2 separate regions of the Mus musculus genome follow, and region 1 is linked to region 2. A link is a loop called in an ENCODE intact Hi-C map of the cell type or tissue named here. Cell type or tissue: gastrocnemius. All regions are shown on one strand. Each heading gives the region's core, and the rest is flanking DNA. Links, peaks and the distances in the headings are about the cores only. Region 1 overlaps Mtx3 (metaxin 3). Region 2 holds the start of Gm4814 (predicted gene 4814).

Region 1 (8,343 bases), core at 119-8,118, 210 kb after region 2:
TTTCCACACCTACTATACCCCTCCCCCCATTTTCCTATGTCATTTTTAGCAGGGGTCAAGATGTTATGTATGATTCAAAATGCAAATGGTGTATCAGGTTTAAAGGATAATCTTCTCTCCCATGGGGGAAAACTGGGATATTGCACATCAAACCTGGAAGAACATAAGAAGTCTCCAAGTAAGTCAGTTTGCTTTCTGCATTTAAAATGAACCTTAAGTCTATTTGGTCCTAATTGAGAAATACCAATACCTCTACACCAAAAGATTTAGCTTTTTCAAAATGTGACTCTTGAGAATGTCACCATCCCCAGTGAGACCTAAGGAACCAACCCTTAACTGAATTTATAATGTGAAAGCATATCTGTTTTTTTCCATTCTCTTACTGCAAAGGACAAAGCTAGTAGTGTCTCCCCCACTTGGAAATGTGCAACTTTTGGAGCCTTGGTTGGTTGTGTCTTTAGAAATTAGAAATGTCTTTGATAATGTATAGCTGCCTTCATTTTTTTTATCATAGTTGCTGAAAGGCACCCCAGGAGGCTGACCCTTGTACCCTGAGAGACGGCCATGGTTTTCTCCCGAAACTCTTGTGAGATCATGAAGAGGCTAAGGTCATCATTTAGGATCCAGATCACAGAATGGCAAATCCTAACCTCTCAGCACCATTTCCTCTTCAAACCCAGCCAAAAGTTTAATTTTATGTGCACGGGTGTCTTGCCTGCATGTCTTTTTACCACATGTGGAGGCCAAAAGGCAGCTTTGGATTGCTGGGAACAGAACTGGTGCCCTCCAAAGTGTGGAGCAGAGACCGTAGGAAAGGCCATTCAGAGACTGCCCCACCCCCACCCGGGGATCCATCCCATATACAACAGTCACCATTTCGGATGCCAAGAAGTAAGTGCTGGCTGACAGGAGCCAGATATAGCTGTCTCCTGAGAGGCTCTACCAGAGCCTGACCAATATAGAGGCAGATGCTTGCAGCCAACCATTGGACTTAGTACAAGGTTCCCAATGGAGGAGTTAGAGAAAGGACTGAAGGAGCTGAAGGGGTTTGCAACCCCATAGGAAAAACAATATCAACCAACCAGATGCCCAGAGCTCCCAGGGACTAAACCACCAACCACAGTGTACACATGGAGGGACCCATGGCTCCAGCTGCGTATGTAGCAGATAAGGCATTGTCTGGCATCAATAGAAGAAGTCTGTGATCCTATAAAGGCTTGATTTCCCAGTGTAGGGGAATGCCAGGGCAGTGAGGTGGGAGTGGGTGGGTGGGAGGGGGGACATCCTCATAAAAGCAGGGGGAGGCGGAGGGGCAGGGGCAGAGGGAGGTTCCAGAGGGAAAACCAGGAAAGAGGATAAGATTTGAAATGCAAATACATAAATATACAAACAAACAAACAAACAAAAACAAAACTAGTGTCCTCTGGAAAGAGTTGCCAGTATGCATAACCACTGAGCCATCTCTCCACCCAGCCTCTCAGCTCTTCATCTCCATTCCTCTGGGGCAAATGGAGGCAGGCAAAACTTTTCATTTTTCCTACTGATAGCTGTGGTTGTGACAAAGGAACAGCAAAGTACTATTTGCGCTGCTATAGTGTGGCATCCCCTAAATACTCGGGGATTTAGAGTGCCCCAAATCAGACAAGGCCAATCCTCTGATAGAATCAATTAGGAGTAAGAATTCCTTGATTTGTCAACTGGCTCTCAGCTGTGAGCTGCAGGTAGTTCTGTTTCCTCAGGGGAATTCCACCCTTCCCTCAACTGCAGCACTGTGCTGCCCTCCTGCAGGAAGCAGGTGACATCCCTGTCTCGCCACCGCAGCTGCTTCAGGTTCTCTGTGGATACAAAACTTAGCAAAGAGGTAGCAGTTTCTGAAGTAAGAGAACTACTTACCTGAACAGGTCCTGGAAGAGCTCCACATTTTAGTACATGTTAATTATCTTCCAATGAAAACAACTCTGGCTGACACCTATCGGGTTCCTATCAGGGACTGCCCTAAAACCGCTATAAGGAAACCACAATGCTCTCCACAGACATGTGTTTATTTAAAAAGATTGGGGGGGGGGGCGGGCAGAGGAGATGATTCAGTCAACAAAGTACTTGCTTATGAGGACCTGTCTGACCCCCAGACCCCACACTGAGGAAGCTGGATGTGGTAACACAATGTATGGAATCCTGGCACTGAGACGATGGAGGCGGGACTTGCCTGGACTACTTGGTGAACACCAGGAAAAGGTGAGTAACACCTGAGAAATGACACTTAAGGTTATATGCTGGCCTGTGTATGCTCACCCTCACATATGCACTTACACACACACACACACACACACACACACACACACACACACACACACAGAGGCACACACACAAGCATATGCACGTACATAATTAAGAAGAAAAAGAAGCAAACCAGTGCCCTCCATCCAGCCTAAAACAGTGTTCTTTCCTTAATGTCTCCATTCAGCTGAATGGAACATTGCTGGACTGGGGGCCGACTAAAGAAAGGGCAAAGGAAGAGAAACTGACAGATCTGAGGAATGAACGAGCAACAACCGTGCACAGCTGTAGGTGTCTGGTGTGGCATGCAGGTCAGTGGCCTTGAGAGTAGGCATGCACCCACTTGGTATGGAGTACACATCTCACAAGGGTACCCATGGATCCTAGACAAAAATGGGTGAAATGAAACGGTACTTCATCTGGCTGAGCCCCAGCACCCAGTAACTGATAACTTTTTTCAGCTGCTAAAGTTCATCTCAAGAAAGGCAACCATATCAATGAATAAATGATATACACCAAGAATTAACAAACAGTCCAATGATTTGAAATTTTATTGAGAAAATAGCTATTTTGAGATTATATCCAGTTTCTCATTTGTCAGAATACATTCTTAACAGTGACCATCATTTCCACTTCTGGGTATTTCTACATCAGCTCTAGGTAAAATACATTCACAGTAGGCAAGGCTATGGTATTTGCACACTAGAACAGATGCTTACGTTGTTTCCCATCCAGAGACTGCCTTGGGAGACGGAGCCAATAAACATCATATGCAGCTCTTGTCCCTTCCTCTGTTGATCTTCCAGAAAGCTAAAGTGAAGCTACAAAACCTCAGTTTCACTTAAGGATGGTTTCTATTTTATAAAACAATAAGACGTAAGAGAAACCCAAATCATCTTTATGCATTTAAAGGCTTGTATACACCCGTCCGCCATCAGATCAAGACGCCAGCAGCCCACAGACCAAAGAACAAGCAGCCAGAATGGCCTTCTCCTTCTCCAATGACTCTCAGAGGCTGATGCAAACTCTGGCAGGGCACTTCCAGTGATCGCCAAAGATCTGGGATATGTAAACTACATGATTACAGGCATTGCTCTAATCTTCGAGTGGAAAACCGAAGCGTCAGGACTAAGGTCCAAGAGCTTTTCCTGTGGTTGGTTGCTCACCATTACTCCAGCACCCAAACCGCACGGCAAGTTGTGCTTCTAATGTACATCCAAACCCTGGAGCATCGAGCCTGCGACTGTGTATATATGCTGCAGAGGCTGACAAAACGCCATGGCCTCACTGGTGAGCTGGTTTAGACTCTGGGAGAAATGGAGCTTGTTTAGTCGCCCTTACCATCACCAGAGAAACACTCAAAGCAGAAACTTTGTAATGAGCACAGACAACAAATCCTCAATGTTCTCCTAAGGACATTTCTCAGAACACAAATCCCATAAAACATCGACTTTTAAAAAATCCTCAGTAAAATAAGTTAGGGAAGTGGTATTAAGTGGAGGTGCTTACTGGAGACAATGAGTCCCCCTGGGGGATGAGTATGCGCCTGCGCGCAGCCTTGTTCAGTCTGTCCTCTTTGCTAATAAAGTAAAACATCTCTGAAGCTAGAAACCAAAAACACACATTTACACATCAAAGGCTCTGAAAAGCCTACAGCAAGTCAGCTCTGCACAATACAGCATTTTCCAAACTTAGTAGAACAACATATTCTGCCAAATTCCCTCTTAGAATCTACTCTTGCAGAAACTAAATGTTTTTTACCTTATAACTTCAGATTAATAATAACGAGGGCATAAAAACAACTAGCCTGTTTCCCCTTTGAAAGAAGCTGCTTATTCTGTTGGCACGATCCTCTATCACAACGCACCTTCACTACTCACAAGCAATCAGCTCCAGCTCCCCTTCCATCACATGGTGCTGTTTAAGAATGTTAATTCTTTTAAGTAATCCACGGACTGTTTTTCTGGAAAAATATTTTTAAGCCTTTTAAATTCCCAGAGTCCTCATTTGCTTTGGACACAACAGCACTGAGTGCCAAACAAGCATCCTGGGGTCCCAGCGATTGCAACACCAACAGCAACTTCCACACTAACAAAGAACCAAAGGCCCCCTGGCCTTCTCATCATGACGGGCAGCACTCTCAAGCCCAGTGATGCTTCAGTTAACACACATTAGAAACGTAAAATCATAAGCATCTTGATATTTTAATGGAAAATCCGTTTTGGTGTGAGGTTGTTAGAAACATTCTCACAAGGCAAGGGCGATCTTCCGGGAAGCATGTTAGAAACCTGAGCCCCTTTTTCTTTAAACTCAAGAGTGAAATAAAAAAATTATCAGTATATAATCTAGTTCTCATTTGGAACTGAATACTAAGTCTGCAGTGTTAAATTTTAAGATAGAGATATGTAGATAGTGACGAACTTACTCTATTAGGTTTGCTTTTTGAAAATCCTTTTATTTTGGAATAATTATAGACTCTTAAAGCATTACAAAAATGGAAGGAGATATTCCATGGCCCCATCATTCAGCTTCCTAAGTATATTTAAATATATTTTACTGTTAATTATGTGTATGTGTGTGTGGGTGGGGTGGGTACAGGAACATTTTGAGTACAGGTGCTCATGGATTCCAGAAGGGGGCGCCAGATCCCCTGGAGCTAGAGTTCCAGAAGGTTGTAAACCCCCTGCTAGAGGTCCTGGGAACTGAACCCACGTCCTCAGCAAGAGCAGTGCGTTCTCTCAAGTACTGAGCCATCCATTCAGCTCCCACGCATATTTAAATATTTATATTCTGCCTTTGAGTGGTTATTGTTGTGGCTGTTGAAAAACTGTTGACCCTACCAAAAAAAAAAAATCATTTTGAGCAAGCTTGGTAGGTGCATGTCTTGAGATGCAGTACCCAATTCAAATACCACCTGAACAAAGTGGTTTTCTTACAATATTCCACAAGTTTCTGCCTCTGTTGATGTTCATTTTGCCCATTTTTAAACTTTGAAAACACTTTAACTTAGATTTAACTTAAGTATCTTTGTTCCCTGTGTTACTGTATTTATCAGTTATAAATTTTTAGGGATTATAACTGGAAATAAAAATGGTTGCTTCCAAAAAGTATCAGGTCCTCTAGTACCCCGACATTTGCTACTGTGAGCCTTTTGTGGGGTCCCCTCATGCCCTTGTCTGTGGTTTCTTCAGTGTTAGGTCACCACTGTGATGACAGTGCTCACTGAGGGTGTTTTCCTGTGGGAATTAGCAAACTAAATTTTTTTTCTAGCTCTGTAAAATCAACAAAATTAAAAATGGGCATAATCCCTGTTCCCATGCTGGCTGCTACCACCACCTCTGAAACCCATGGCTCACAGTGTTTGGTCAGGGCTGTGGACCATTTTCTCCAGCAAACTCACGCACATACATCCTGACAGGGTCACCAAGGCCCTTTGTCCAGTCTGAGGAACTACCTCCTTCTAAGAGCTTCTCAGTGTGCCTGGTCCCTGAAGTATTCTATGCTCAGTTACAGCTTCCTCCTGTCCCATTTACTTAGACAAATAGAGCTGAACTCAGTACTAACATCTAAGTTCTTACTCAGCTAACTAAGGTTCTGCAGCTCAGAAATGTGGTTTTGAAGCACATGGGCTACAGAATATAAGGCTAAAGGCAGTTCAGAGCAGTGTGACCATAAAAAAAAAAAAAACAAGTCACTTTACAGACATCCTCTCCACTAAACAGAATGAGTGCTTGTTATTCTAAAATGATTAGGAAGAGTTTGGTGCACACACAGCACAGTAACTCCCTGGTTGAAGTCTGGAGTCGTCTGAACATGGCCTGCTGCATTCTTCTATCATGTAAGCCCCTGCTCCTTCCTCAGCAGAACTTACCTCAGAATCACCTTCTAACATCACCCACAGAGTGAGGTCTCGTTCTGTTGATACGGTTCTTTCTCTTAGGAACTGTCAGCTTTCAAGAAGAATTGTCCTACTCTTACATGCATTTTACAATTATAAACTACTTCAAATACTTTTTGGAAGGTTTACCATTAATACTAGTTGAAAATGACTAACCCTGATTAAAGCATAAGCAGATATATGACTAATGTGTCAACCATCCTTCTTCAATATAAAGTCAATCCTAGAGACAACGAAGCCTCTTGATCATTACATTTAAAACACAATACTCAGATATACTCAGATTTCAGATTGTTGTAACTTGTTTTAGATCGCAAAAATACATACACTCACACCTCCCGTACACACATACACCACACACACATACACACATACACTTACCCTACACACATTCACTCACACACACATGCTCAAACCCACACTCACTAGCACACATTCACCCCTACATCGCACACTCTATGCACACACATACACACACACACACACACACACACACACACAAACACCCTTTGTTAAAGCATCTCTGTGAAACTCGTTGAGTACATGTCCTAAATGCAAATGCACTCACAGAGGTGGATGGGACCGTGAGGGCTACCTGTGTCTTATTTAAAGCTTCAAGAATGAGTATTTACAGTGACCTAAGACTTACATCTACCAAAAACAGAGCAACCTGGGGCGATGTAGGTCAAATGCAGCTGAGCTCCGCTCTGCTCGCAGTAGCCGAGTCTCTAGACAACACAGCCTGGTTTCTGCAGAACTTGGCAACATTTTCTGAGCACCACAGTAATCTTGTAAGACACTAATCCCAAACATGGTCCTATTTTTAAAATCCCAGAAGTAGTTTTACAATAACAGAAGCACGTTGGCCACTAAAATCAGCAAGTTTCTATTATATGTAAAACTACCACACAACAAATCCTTGAACGGCTCATTCACAACCAATAACTGTAAATCGTCTGAGAAACCTGCTATTGACTCATTCCTTTGGATCCTTCAACTCTAATTAAAAATGCACAGGAAATAATAGTTTGTCAGAAAGTGTGACTACATGATATGCGTATTAGGAAACAAACTGCTTTGAGTCAAATGGATCACGGAGACCCGACACACGGGAGCAGATCTGAGACGCTCGCCACGGCTCATCCCAAGGAGGCTGAACAGTTAGGTGAGCACAATAACAATACAGTAGACAGCTAGACTTCCAGTTCTGGAGTTGATATAAGAGTGAGACACGTAAGCAATGGTGTACTAAATACACAGGTCTAAGGCTGCCATGTTCATCTCTGCTAGCTTAGAGCAAACCTATCAGCAAGTACTTAGTCACACTGGCTTGTGTGCGTGCGTGCATGCGCATGTGCGCTATCAGGGGTATTATATAAACCACCTTTAACATTTGCATATGTAGCAGTAAACTGCCAAAGGAGCAGATTTATGAGAGAACAATTAAGAAGCATATTCCTCATTGCTTTTTAAAATTAAATATAGGCTTTTCTATTGAAATAATTTCTATTTTTCCTGGTTCCTAAAATCGGCATCAGACTTCTTAAAAGAATAAGGTCTCAGCCAAAAAGCCACATATTATGTACTGAGACAAGTCTAAGAAAAACTAAGTTAATAAATTAACTTAAATACATTAAAAATGTACATTCACAACAGAATTGCAGCTTTTGGTCAGCAACACCTGAACCAAAGGCAAAGATCTGCCAAGGTTAAGGCAGGATTTTTATATACAGTACCATTGGCTTGTCCTGCCCACCCACCCACCCAGTTCGCTTAGCATTCACCTTTATTTAAAATGCACTGCCAAGCTAAAATAATAGCTTTCCTAATTTAAAAAGAGTCAGATACAGCTCCCTCTGCTCTAGTCTTAAACCTATTACAGCATTCTTTGAGTCTCTGTGCACTTGGCATCAGCAATGACTGCAACAATCATTAGACCAGCTGCAACTGGCTGTGACTGTCAGGGTGACAGCAGCTGCAAGGAATTACTCTCCTCTTCTGCTGGAGTCAGTTTGAGGGTCGGCAGCTTCCGAGGAAGAAGCTGAGGGCTTTGGCGGAGGTTGCCATCCATCTGTGAAAAGTACAAGACACATCTGAGTGAGGCTGAGGCTCTAGTCTTGTGGAGCGTGGCCTCCCCATTTAGTCTACAGCCTGGGAGAGGGTAGAAC
Region 2 (8,343 bases), core at 297-8,296:
AGGAACCTCCCACTCAGCTGTCAGAGCATCCTGCCAGCTTTTCAAATTATTTTTTAATGTTCTATTTTAGCAAACAAGGCAATGCAACATTTAAATGCTCAAAGCTGTCATTTCCCTGGTTCCTGAGTTCTGCTTACTGTACAGGGTGCTCACAAGTCCTTATCCAAAGGTACCCTTGTCAACCAGGTTTACCTCACAGATGGCAGGGGTGTTAAAACGCTCATTCCTGTTGAGAAAGTTCTAGGTTAGTAACCAGTCAAAAGCCACTGTGTCTTTAGAAGAAAGCTTACTCCCCCCCCCCCCCAAAAAAAACCCCACCTGCAAAACACTCATACCCAACGACCTTAATAACGTAGACAATTTAGTCATTTACCCTAATGAATGTTTTTCAGAACTGTCCTGCGCCGAAGGGTGTTTTCTCGTGTCTTTCAGAGCCATTAAACTAGAACATCAGCTGCAAACAAGATTTTGATGAACGGAGCAGCCGTCTGTCTTCAAGGCTTCTTTATACACAGCTGCCCGTTTTCAAGAATAGACTTCTGAGCGCCCTTTGCTCAGCGGGAGGGCTTTTTATGTGTGTTAGAGGCTGCAAAATTGCAGTCGCAGACTGTTTGCCATCGCCCAGGAAGTGTACGCAGTCTCAGAGGTGTGAAGCACCCCGGGGAGAGAGCCCTGAGATGTGAAGCACCTCAGGGGAGAGAGCCCTGAGAATGGATGCCTATGAATGTCTGCTCTGTTCTGCATATGTCTGCATGTGAATACGCAGCCCAGGGCCTGTATATTTTGTTCTGAGATCAATGCAACCGCACAGAGAGAAGGCCCTTGAGCATCTGGCTCCTGCTGACTTACACAGAGTGAGGAGAGAACACAGGCTTCCCTGTGAGAGACGACAGCGTTCACCTCTTACTCAGTTCCCACGGAGGCCCCGCCCTGGTGAAACCCACAGGGCCAGTCCTCTCCTCCTCACACCAGCCCCAGGAGGAAGGTTTACTTAGTTTGATTCTGGATCTTAGATTTGTTTGTAACTGTGATAAGGTGCATATATAATTTGCTATATATTAGGGGCCGGAGAGATGGCTCAGCAGCTAAGAGTGTGTGGTGCTCTTGCAGAGGACCTGAGTTCAGTTCTCAGTGCCTACAATGGTGGCTCACAACTGCCCATAGCTCCAGGTCAGGACTCTGATGCTCTCTTCTGGAATCCGTGGGTACCAGCACTTGTATAGACATAAGCCCACTTAGAAGCACACATGTATACCCCAAATTAAAAGAAAATAAATCTTAAAAAATAATTTATCCATTTTTATTAAAAAACAAAAGCACTCATTTTTATTTTACTTTATTTCATTTTACCCAGTTATCTATTTTGAGTCAGGGTCTCACTATAAAGCCTTGGCTGTCCTGCACTCAACCAAAGAGATCTGCCTGCCTCTACCTACCTAGGCTAGGATTAAAGGTGTATACACAACACTGGGTGTATTACTCAGTATATATCTGTAGCATGAAGTATGTCCATAGTTTTGACAACTATTACCACCATATATACCCAGAATTTCATCTTGCAACACTGACTCTCTCTGTCCATGAAAACACTAACCCCCTCGTCTTCCAGATCCCAGAAATTGCCCCTCCCCCTCCTTTTTCTCTGAGTTTGATGCTCTGAAGAAGCGGAACCAGATAGTGCCTTTCTGTAGCTGTTTTATTCCACTTAGCATATTTTCCTCCCATGTTCACTCATGTTTGTGACACATGTCACAAGTTTGGTGTTTAAGACTTACTATATGCCTACACCATGAGTAGTTTCATCCATCCATTCATCCATCCATCCATCCATCCATCCATGGATAGAACTTGGGTTGTTTTCACCTCTTGGCTATTGAGACTGAGGCTGCTTTCCTCCTGACCTGTGTTTGGTTTTGGAGAAAGCATCTCACTGTATAACCCAAGTTGGAGTCGGATTCATGGTCCTTCTGCTTCAGCCTCCTGGGTGCTGGAACTGTAGATGCATGCTTCTATGACTGTACGTTTTGTGGAGTTTTTGAAAGCGAGGTTGAGTGGAATATATATTTGGCCCCAGGTAATGGAATCTCAGCTGATTACTGTGTAGCTCCCTGAGTGTGAAAATGTTCTATGGGTGCATCCTGCCAGTCAGGGGGGCTCCACAGCTTCCTCTTCCTGCACCCGAGCTTCTGGCAAAGAAGCCCCAAGATTCCATTTGTATTTTTTGACATCACACTTATTTAAGTTTACCCCTGTAAAAGTTTAAGCAGAGTTGCTAACATATAAGATCTAGGTCCCAGCATTCTGCCAAATATGAATTATAAATGTAGCCATGATTATTAGATTATGTCTATGTGATGTTCTTATTCCCCTTTGGAGCATGTTTAAGAGTAACAGTATCTCCTGTTTGAAGAAAAGGATATTTTAACTTTAACTCTTTGGATGGGAAACAAAATCACTTCTAGCCTGCATGTTATGCTTAGTTCCCTGCAGCGGCTCTACCTTAAAGTTAGGTGGTAGGTGGGGGGTTGACAATCAGTTTTTAAGTTTGTGAAGTTGTGCTAGAGAGAAAGGATATAGAACGATGTTGCCATTTTTTGCAAGGTTAGCTCCAGTCCTGTGTATAATTTATACTGGGAAGATCATTCACATTATTCATGCTCCAGGAAGCTCTCCATGCTGCTTCAAAGACTAATAATAGTTGAAGTGCTTTGTTTGGCTGTTCTATAGACCTGGGCCACACAACAATCTGCTGGATCCTCTCTGTGGACGAACACCTTCAGAGCAGTAGCTCTCAATCTGTGGGTTGTGACCCCTTGGGGCTGTCAGATATCCTGCATATCAGACATTTACATTGCAGTTCATCACAGTAGCAACATTACAGTTATGAAATAGGAACGGAATAATTTCATGGTTGGGTGTCACCACAACAGGAACTGTATTAAAGGCTGTAGCATTGAGAACCACTCTTAGGTTCTCTGTTAGAAGATACAGCTGTCAGTCTTCAGGGAAAGGCGGAGGCAGGCAGGAGGCAGGCAGGTGTCTGCTCAGTGTGTCCTGTCTCTATGGCCTCTATGACCTGCCTGCCAGGTACTCAGACTCCAGTTCAGCCTTCACGATTAGGAGTTCTTTGCTCTCTTCTCTACTGTTTGTTCCTCCTGCCACGGCTGTCTTGCCACCCCAGATGCTGCTTCTAGCGGACACAGTTCAAACACTCGATCTACATTATCTTGCTTCGTTTAACAAGCCTAGGACATAACCCTGAGGCTATGTGATGCAGAGAGGGGGAGGGGTGCCTCTCGTTTAGAAGCCAGCTTCTGTTCTGGCCTATGAACTTCACCATTCTCCTCGTTTGCTCCCGTTTTTTATAACTGCATCACTCCTCACTTCTTTATCTTTATTGAATCATTTCAATTGGTCTTTTTATTCCATTTTTCAAATTCATTTATTTTGTTTTTCATTTTTGACCTTATTGATGAACTAACTTTTTTTTTCTTTTCCCTGAGTGTCAACTTATAAATTCGGCCTACATTATTCCTGTATGCTTATCTCTCATGAACTTGTTGGATGGGGAAGACACACACACACACACACACACAAACACACAAATTTTAAAAGCATGATGTCTTTTTAACTATGAGAATAATCTTTTTCTCTGATGTGTAAAATATGTGCAATGATCTTGTTTAATAAGTGCAGGAAGATAATTGCATTTTATGCAGCACTAGTGTTCAATACACATGATTATAAGTTTCAAGAATCTCCAGTAAAACACTTGAGGATATTGTTGTCTTTAAAATTCAGAACCATGGATTACATCAGGCATCTACAATTTACATGGCATTTAATCAAGAGGTCACTTCTACTCTTTTCTATTTTTACATCTAATTAAAACAATTGTAGGACTATTATGTTAAAAAAAAGATGGATTGCAGCTTTAAACATTCTAGTCTAATATTTACTATGTTTCCTTCACTTGAAGATCCTATATCTGAAAAAGATTCACTGTTTTTTATTGTTATAAACTGTGCCAATATAGAACAGTATATCATTTTCTTATCTAAAAAGCATATCCAAAGCCAAGTTATTGCATAGTCAATTAGTCAGTGTAAGTTTATTTCTCTAAGTATAAAACTACAGAGTAGTTATGCAGTGACCCCAGCTGGGGGCGCACTTTTGTTCATTTCTATTTGTGTTGCTTATGCTCTTACAGAAATGCAGGGGAAACAATGGAGGGACGCGCACGCTCCTCACACTCCACTCTAATAGTGGCTGTATCAAAGGAATGGAGTTAGGCTGCAGGTTGCAGTGGGGAACCTTCCTACTTTTATCCCATAGATTTCTGTATTGTTGGTTTTTTTTTTTTAACAACACATTGAACATGTTTTAAACACAACAGTCAGTAAAATAGCATTAGTCATAGTGAATTGTGTTTCCTTCCAGTTCCACAGCCTCCCAGACTAGAACCCCAGGAACCAAGCTCTGCTACCAGCACAACAATTGCAGTGTACTGGAGCGTGAACAAGGAGGATGTTGTGGACTCATTCCAGGTATACTGTGTAGAGGAGCCTCAGGATGATCAAGAAATAAATGGTAAGATTGCTGCAGAGCTACAGATGCTGGCATATATTTCTGCATCTTACTGTAAATTAAGGTCCTATACACGTGACAATTGTATATAAAAATATATAAATTAAATTGTATATAAATAAATATATACACATTAAGATATTATACTTCCACAAAGCATTTTTTAGCCACTTACAGGAATGATAACAAAATCCTTCAACAACCACATACTACTATGTTAGAGGAAAGGAACAATCTGGAAATTGGTATCAGGGGAGAGCATTCAGATATCACAATGGTCAACACGAGCATTGATACTGAGATTCAGATTAGACTTTGAGGGCTCAAAATAACAGGAGCAAGTAAGCGATGCTCATCTTCATGAAGGCAGTGTCATCCGAACGTTTCAGAGAGATGGAGGTTTAACTGTGCTGAAGTCTGAGAGACAGTGTGGTGTGCTCTGCTCCGTAGAGGGGAGGTGAGCTGTACATAGGCCAGTGTCCTCCACAGTAAGTTTCATGCACACACAACACTGAGTATCAGGTTTGTAGATTCAGAGTTCGCAATCCTCAAGGTGTGGGTCTAGGTATGGTATAGCCATCCAGTGGCACCTAGTAATGGGAGATAGACGTGACACTGCTTAGCGTGGAGAACAGATGGCAGACCTCCCAAGCTAAACTTTTGTGCAGATCTCTCTGCTCAGAACTTCTGATGAGGCCTAAGAGCAGGCAGCTTGAGGTTGTATATCCTGATGAGTCAATCAGTGCGGGGAGTGCTGGCATTCGGTGTTGCTTGTTGAAGACAGACCCACATGCTTGGGAAATTAGATGAGCATGTGGCAGTATCAACAACCCATTGCAAAACGCAGGAGCCCAGTTATAATGAGGAAAAATATGGTAGAATATCTCACTGTTGCTAAGACTTAACAATTATTTTTTAAAGTTGATTATTTTTTTTTCTTAAAGACAGGGTCTCATGTATCCAAGACTGTCCTGCAATTCACTTTGTAGCTAAGGATGACCTTGAGGTTGTGGTCTTCCCAGGCCTATTGGCTAAGTGCTAGGATTCAAGGAGTCACTATACACCTGGTTAACATGGTCATGGGGACCAAACCCATGGTTCCTCCATTCTAGGCAAACGTTCCACCAACTGACCCACAAAATCTAAATCTTTTGAAATGTAAAGTTAATTTAGACAAAAGTTTCTGTGGAGGTAACTGTGGGCACAGTATAAAGTTGGTTAAATCCATCTCTAGAGACAAAAATGACCTGTTACCATATAACAGTGACGATGTATTATGTGACTCTGACAAAAGACCATACGCCAGATATTTCCTGGGGAGTTACAACACACACATATATCTACTTGGCCCATATAGGGAGCCATGACAGACCAAATTATAGATAACATCAAAACCGAACTTGGGGAACCAATGAGTTTTATTGGGTGACTTACAGGAATATGAAGGGTTATTCACAGGAGCAGGCATGACACAAAAACAGCTACATCATCAAAGCCTATCCCAGTGTGGGTGACAGATCACAGAGCTGGAAACCTGGAGCACACTTAACAGTCTGCAGTCAGCTCAACAGGTTAGAGAAGCCTTTCCAGATGGCTCAGTTGGTCTGAACCTCTTCCAGAGAGTTCAGCTGGTCTCTTTCTTCTAGGTGTCTGGGGTTTTGTCAGAGTCATCTATGTAGTATGTCTTTTCTGAGAGTGACTCTAAGCAGTCTTTGATGTTTATTCTTAGGGGAAGGGGGAAGGGTTAAGGGGAAGAGGGAAGGGAAAGAGGGAAGGGAGGAAGGGCCTAGTGAATCTAATGAGTTTCAGGGACTTCCTGAAGCTATTTGAATTGTTTACTTTTTATTGTAAGGAGCTTCCCTTCAGGATGGACTGTTTTAATTGTGAAGAAAATAGCAACACAATACCACATGCCAAAGTGTTACAGGCCATTTACACATGGAAAAATGGATATAGGGTTAAATAATTCTCCCATGGTCACATTAAGTTATTCATGATTGGGTCAGGAGTCAAACTGATCTTTCATTGATAAACAAACCTGTTTATATTTGTCTCTTTGCTTTGTTTTACACATGAAAGTCCATGTCTAGCCAAGATCTTTCTTAAGTTATAGTTAGTACTTGGAGTGCCTTTCCAGGGTGCTCATCCCACTCCATCACTAGCTAGAAGACTTCCTGTCCTGTGTCCTGTAGTGTCTCACTGTTTCAAGGCCTTGAAATGTGCTGGTGCACCTTGTTGAAGACCTACCCTGTGGTACTGTGGTGTGTATTGTAAGGTCTCCAAGAACAGGTGCCATGTGATTGCTGAAAGGAGTGTCTGAAGGGACAGCTCTGGTAAAAGCTGCAGTTGTTGGCTTCTGGACTACAGGGGAAGTGTTAGTGTTTGCAATATTCTTTAAACTATTGTTCTCCCCGGGCAGCCAAAGTGTCCTAAGTTTCTTTTGGGAAACAATCTGGGTTCTTAACTAGGGGTATTTTAGATGGTAACATTCAGGGCAATACAGAAGGATAACTAAAATTATCATATGCTAATTCCAGGGAGAAAATTATCATTTTTAAAGGAGAGAGCATTTCAGTAAAGATGATCAGATTGGCCTAACATGTAAGGCATCACTGGATGTGGTAGGTAGCTTGTCCCTATAACCCCAGTACTCCAGATATGGAAGCAGGAGAATGGTACATCCCATGCCAGTCTGTTCCAAGTGAGACCATGTATCAAAAATCCCCAAACCCTAAACAAATAAAAATCCAAAGGGACAGGCATTTGTAATAGCATTTAGTGATATTTACCTTAAAAATATTTAAATTAAAATCACTTAAGAAAATCTAATGTCTTGATTGAACCAATTTCAACTTCTCGTAATAACTTATTATCCTATCAAATTTAAATATGTCACTATAAAAGCAGAAATTTAAAAGGATTCTAAAATATGGAATGTGGAGGAAGCCCTGAGAGAATGTGTGTTGTTGTTATAAAGCTCAGCCATGTTGAGAACCTCAGTGCCTCAGGCCTGTGGGCGTGGCAAAGCCTTTCCTGGCTGAGGCTCAGAGTGGTGGCAAAGTCTTCCGGTGGTCCAAGGATGAGTGTTTAGGAATTATCAATCAGTGTACATAGAAACTATCAACCCCAGCCTTCTCTTCCTTGATGCTTACGGCCTGAGACTGTTTCCCTACCAAGAATAGTTAAATCAGCTCCTTGTTCAGCTGTATTTTATAAACCCACCTCCTTGACTGAAACATACTCCATTCCCAGCTGCAGCTGCTGATGCTGCATCACCGTTCGAGCACGTGGCCTCGCTCATCACAGCTTTTCTGTACATGTGGCTGCTTTTCGGGCATTTCTCCATCCCATCACCCTAGTTAGGCCAAGTCCTAAAGCTGTTCAGGGTGTGGCACTACAGTTCTTGAGAAACCATCAGGATCCGAGACCTTCGCAGTCATAGTGAGTGGCAGAATTGTTTACTAGTCTGTAAAGATGCTCCGCGGAGTCTTAAATACAAGCACATAGCTGTCCTTTCTGGTGATAGAGTCCTGTGGAATGTTGGCACTGAGTCTTAAGGCTTTTCTTGAAACTTTATTACTGAAATTTAAGGTGATACATGCGCTATACAAGTTTGATATTTGCTTTTGAAATCAATTACTTTAATTGTGGATCATGAATCTCAGAAATGTACTAACATTCTATTAGCTGTGATAAGTGTTCACTAGCAATACTACATATATCTTTCTAAGTATCAGTTTTTAGAGAGCTATTGCG

Evidence for each region. Hi-C counts contacts between places; a loop is a spot of excess contacts. Peaks named below come from ENCODE experiments on the same cell type or tissue, not always from the same donor. Only the 100,000 strongest peaks of a DNase experiment are listed, where the experiment ranks them.
Region 1: it touches region 2 in a loop (2.2-fold over the local background); 7 of 42 quality-filtered maps call a loop at or near these places.

The regions. Positions count from the first base shown.
Region 1 is chr13:92,852,687-92,861,029 of GRCm38, reverse strand. Mtx3 (metaxin 3) reads right to left here. Exons shown (of 9, transcript NM_001162945.2): 9 at 2,812-8,246. The coding sequence ends at 8,136. Among named protein-coding and RNA genes, the nearest start is that of Mtx3, 12 kb to the right of the region's middle. In gastrocnemius, for the core only: a CTCF peak has its summit at 4,913 (motif pointing right); a DNase peak (open chromatin) is centred at 832; H3K27ac peaks cover 958 bases.
Region 2 is chr13:93,065,526-93,073,868 of GRCm38, reverse strand. It overlaps Cmya5 (cardiomyopathy associated 5), which reads left to right. Exons shown (of 13, transcript NM_023821.3): 7 at 4,441-4,590. It overlaps Gm31745 (a long non-coding RNA gene), which reads right to left. Exons shown (of 4, transcript XR_382755.4): 4 at 4,345-5,177. It overlaps Gm4814 (predicted gene 4814), which reads right to left and starts at 565. Exons shown (of 3, transcript NR_036451.1): 1 at 374-565; 2 at 193-226. In gastrocnemius, for the core only: a CTCF peak has its summit at 4,151; DNase peaks (open chromatin) are centred at 603, 3,256, 4,193 and 4,511; H3K27ac peaks cover 588 bases.